Linked DNA regions of Homo sapiens: region 1 is linked to region 2. Evidence: chromatin loops called from intact Hi-C (ENCODE). Cell type or tissue: sigmoid colon. All regions are shown on one strand.

Evidence for each region. Hi-C counts contacts between places; a loop is a spot of excess contacts. Peaks named below come from ENCODE experiments on the same cell type or tissue, not always from the same donor. Only the 100,000 strongest peaks of a DNase experiment are listed, where the experiment ranks them.
Region 1: a loop joins it to region 2, with 3 times the contacts of the local background. A loop is called at or near these places in 1 of 110 quality-filtered maps.

Annotation. Positions count from the first base shown.
Region 1 is chr17:34,355,089-34,357,588 of GRCh38, reverse strand. It overlaps CCL13 (C-C motif chemokine ligand 13), which reads right to left and starts at 1,109. Exons shown (of 3, transcript NM_005408.3): 1 at 987-1,109; 2 at 1-114. The coding sequence starts at 1,062. In sigmoid colon, no CTCF peak of the experiment used is centred here; a DNase peak (open chromatin) is centred at 1,231.
Region 2 is chr17:34,283,964-34,286,463 of GRCh38, reverse strand. It overlaps CCL11 (C-C motif chemokine ligand 11), which reads right to left and starts at 722. Exons shown (of 3, transcript NM_002986.3): 1 at 580-722. The coding sequence starts at 655. In sigmoid colon, no CTCF peak of the experiment used is centred here; no DNase peak of the experiment used is centred here; H3K4me3 peaks cover 793 bases.

The sequences.
Region 1 (2,500 bases), 71 kb before region 2:
TGACAGCCTTCTGGGGACACCTGCTGGTGGTGATCACATAGCTCTTCAGCCTCTGCAAGGAGATCTTCTTACTGCTAAATGTGAAGCAGCAAGTAGATGGGACGTTGAGTGCATCTAGAAATAGTTACAAAGAAAAAGACTTTGAGGATGTGTTAGGCTTTTCTCAGCTTGAATACAGCAGGGAGCATCTGTATGGGATGCAAAGCAAAGAGGAAGAAATAGATCTTACTCACCCCCAAGCCCAGCACTCCCACCCTAGACCCTGAGGTGAGGTGGGACCTGTGACATGTGCCTCAGGATCTCAAAGGCTCAGCTGCATGGTGGAGACATGTCACAGCCATCTAGGGGAGGCCACGGGCAAGGCCAGTGGGAAAGGTCCTGGGTGTGGTCCCAGATCTGCAGAGTTTGGGACGATCAGATGAGGTCAAAGAAAAGGCCCTAAATCTGGAGTCAGAAGCTTAGGTTTCATTCTTGCTCTGCAATAACCTGGAGGTGGATGGCTAGGGTCCCTTCTGCCTCCAACATGGGCTTCAGCTTTCTATCTTTAAAATTAGATGTTAAAGTGAACCTCTGAGGAGCCTTACTATTCTGGTGGGCTTAGAAGTGGGGCACTTGGCTGGGCCTGGTGGCTCACGCCTGTAATCCCAGCACTTTGGGAGGCCGAGACGGGAGGATCACTTGAGGTCAAGAGTTTGAGACCAGCCTGGCCAACATAGTGAAACCCCTTCTCTACTAAAAATACAAAAATTAGCTGCACGTGATGGCGGGTGCCTGTAATCACAGCTACTCAGAAGGCTGAGGCAAGAGAATCGCTTGAACCTGGGAGGTGAAGGTTGCAATGAGCCAAGATCGCACCCCTGCACTTCAGCCTGGGCAACATAATGAGACTCAATCTAAAAAAAAAGTGGAGGAGCACTCGGGCTTAGGTCTTCCTTGAATAGAGAAACAGAGGGAAAGAGAGGGAGAGTCGAAGGGAGGTGACTTACCTGGCTGAGCAAGTCCCTGGGGGTTGAAAGCTGCTGTCATGAGCAGCAGGCACAGAAGCACTGCAGAGACTTTCATGTTGAAGGTTAAGAGTTGGAGATTTCACAATGTTTCTTTGCCTCTCTGCTCCTCTGGCTGTTCCGCCGGCCTTTTATAGGGAGTGGAGAAGCTTGGAACTCTCAGAGGACCTTGGCCTGAGCAGGGCGTTGACCAAGTCATGATGAAGGGGGATCCTGAATCTGCTGAGCTGGAGCTGGGCACCAAAGACTTTTCTAGGAAATGCAAGAGGGAAGCTGAGGGCTGAAACAGCATGGCATGGCTTCCTTCTGGCTGTTCAGGCCACAAGGAGCCAGAGAGGAGAAAGGGACACAGACGCGCCCCAGCCATTCACCATGGGAAGCCATAAAGGAGCTGTTTTCTTCTTACTTTCTCCAACAGGAAAGAGAAAAACAATGAAAATTAACTCCTGTAGAGAAAGAGTGCTGTGCTAAGGACTCTGTTCACGTTATATATTTAGTTTGAGGAGGTACATACCATTATTATCATGCCCATTTCATAGAAGAGGAAACGGATGCAGAGAGATTAAATAACTTGACCAAAATCTTATGGGAAATGAGAGGGAAAGCTAGAAGAGAAAGCTGGTCTGCTTATATTTTATCACCAAGGCAGTTTCAACTTTTGTTTAGCAGCAGAAGTCTTTTTCCAAGTCAACTTTTATGTGGAAGTCTAATATCTGAAACAGATTAAGTCAGATTTCTGATGACAGGGGCTCCTTACATTACATATTGTGTCCCCTTCTGCCCCTCAGGCCCAGAGGGACATGGTTCAAACACCTCTGATTGATGCAGGCCCCGTGTTTCCAGGAAGGACCATTGGGTTTCTAGAGCTGTTGATGGGAGGGCTGGGGTGGCCCTCAGAGCAAAGAAGTGAGGTGTTTGGCCCATTCCTGGGCTCCTCCTGCGAGGGGCACATATCTGGGAGCTGGGAGGTGGGGAGGGAATGGCTTAAAATGGTTGAACATGTCCCTTTCCCACTCATCCCTAGCTCCAAGACTTGGCACAGTTTTTGTGCCTTCCTGGAATACTCATCCCTCTGCATTCCACTATAGCAAAATAAGCCCAGTGAAAGTAAAGGGAAGAAATAAAGAGCTAGGATTAGAGAAATAGGAAACAGTAAATATTAGAAAGGATAGATGAAGCCCAAAGCTGGTTCTGTAGCCTATAATTAAGCTAAAACTCTCCTGAACTGAAAATGAAAAAAAAAAGAAAAAAGGGGCTGAGGCGGGGGGATCACTTGAGGTCAAGAGTTCTAGAGCAGCCTGGACAACATGGTAAAACCCTGTCTTTACTAAAAAAAATACAAAAATTACCCAGGCATGGTGGCACATGCCTGTAATCCCAGCTACTTGGGAGGCTGAGGCAGGAGAATTGCTTGAACCTGGGAGGCCGAGGTTACAGTGAGCCAAGATTGCACCACTGCACCCCAGTCTGAGTGACAGAGTAGGACTCTGTCCCAG
Region 2 (2,500 bases):
TTCTGTTAAGTCATTGATAATTTAGAACTGTTTGTTACCATGCTATGCACTGGCTCAGTGGGACCGATACACTCAGTAAATTTGTCACCAGAGTATGGGAAAATGAGTTATGGAACAAATCTCCTAGATAACTTTCCCAAAGAGTGTCAAAATAAGTCACCTCAAGAGATCCCCCTGGGACCTCGTTCTTCTCTTAGCCACTGTCTCTGAAAGCTGTCCTGGAGTCGAATTAACATACTGAGCTTCTAATCAACAGATTTTCCTTCTCTCCCACTGCCAAAAATGCCCACCATGCCCACAGTAAGACAGAGCCATTCCCCATTCCCAAACACTGTAAGGATAGCTGGGTATGGATGCACCCAGCAACCCTCTTGAATGTGGGGAAAAGACTCGGGAGCTTTCTAGTTCTGGCTCTTCCAGTGACTGGATGTGAGGTTGAGGCATTTCTTGTCCACCCACAAAACCTGTTTCCCTATTTTTCAAATGGAGAATTTGCAGTGAGTCTGTAAAGATTCTTGCTGACCTAGTAGCTCTGGAGGTGGTTACCTTACCTTTCCTGTAAGGAGTTGGGGGGCTTACCTGGCCCAGCGAGCCCCTGGGGGCTGAAGGCAGCTGCTATGAGCAGCAGCCACAGAAGTGCTGCGGAGACCTTCATGTTGGAGGCTGAAGGTGTGAGCTTTGGCGTGAGAGGTGGTGGTTTCTGGGTTGGTCTCAGCCTCTCTGCTCCTCTGGCCCATCTGCCTGCCTTTTATAGGGAGCAGACAGTGTGGGAGATTCCAGGGAAGCCTTTGCCCATGCGGGGGTCACGATGAAGGGATTCCTGATTGCTGACCAGATTCCAGATCCTAGGAAGTCAAGCAGAACAGAAGAGAGGCAAGCTAGTAGGAGGGACTTGGTACATTTTTTAATCCATCTGGATCTTGCCTTGGAAAAGGAGGGGAATATGTGGTTATGAAATGAAGTTAAACATCTGTAGTGGGGGAAGAGAGCAAGAAAACCAAGGCCCTAGGGGATGAGTTGAAATGAAACACCTGTAGTTGGGGAAAGGAGCAAGGAAACCAAAGGCCTGGGGGATGAGTCGATCTAAGAACCTTCCTTGATTCCTGTGTTCACATGGTGGTCTTGAGGATTTTGGAGACCAGGAAGGAGCCCCAAAACTTCCATTAGGCTCCCACCCAGATGCAGAGAGAGCTCAGCAGCCCTGCACATAGTTGCATCTCTGAACCAGGAAGGACAACACACCACAGCTTTGCTGCTGTGTTTCAATGTAATGATCACAGAATCTTAGTCCCTGAAATTTTAGCATGATAGGACATCAGAACTGGATAGTTTCTATTAATCTTGACTTCTGAGGCACTTTAAAACCATTTGCTTAGCTGCTAAAGCCCTTTTCCAAATGGAATTAAAACAAACCCCAACTCATCAAATACACTGTAGTGAAGGGGATTTGTTTGAAATAGAATAGGCAGCCTCTCGTGCCCTTATTCCCCAGGGAACACATTTAGGGAACACATTTGGAAAATCAATCATCTAGTTCCCCCCTCACTCTCTGAGCACACATTGCAGACAAGGTATCTGATGGCTAAAAATATCAAAGAGAGAGGCAACACAAGAACCTATACATATCCCTTTGTTCATAACACTAGGCACCCTAGTTGGAGAGGGTATAAGGGAGGCAAAGTCTTTAATGGAGTCACTGCAGCGGATTACAGCATTGAATACTGGTGTGGAGGTACTGCAAACCTGTTTCCTGTTTTTTCCTGCACACTCTCATATCAAATTGATTGATTGGTACAGTAGCACAAACAAGAATGTTAAAGATTCTGAGGAGTTGACTTGCGTTAGTTAAATACTGTGTTGTGGTTGACTGGTGATGTCTGTCATGGGCACAGGATTAGAGACAGCTCTTGCTGTCCTGCAAAGTCTCTAAGTGCCCATCTAGGATAATTGGTCTATAATTACCTAAAAAGTTAACTATAATTACCAAATAGAGGCCAAAAATGTGGAGTCTTCCCTGTTCTTTCCTGCTCCATTCCTGGTGGGTTAGTCTAATGTAGAACCTGAATTCAGGATATCTGCATTTGGATGATGGCTCTGTGACTGACTAGCTGTGATACCATGGACAACTTACTTAACCACTCTCTGCTAGGGTAAGAGCAGGATACTAATCATGTGTACTTTAGGGAATTGTCGTGTGAATTAAATGAGTTCATGTATCTAAACTGCTTAGAAGAATGACTAAATCACTGTAGGTACTCAGTGAGTAGAAGTTACTGTTTTTTATTATTAGGAAATAGGGCCGGGTACAGTGGCTCACACTTGTAATCCCAGCACTTTGGGAGACTGAGGCAGGCAGATCACTTGAGGTCAGGAGTTCAAGACCAGCCTGGCCAACATGGTGAAAACCTGTCTTTACTAAAAATACAAAAAATTAGCCAGCCATGGTGGATGGTGTTTGTAGTCTCAGCTACTCAGGAAGCTGAGGCATGAGAATTGCTTG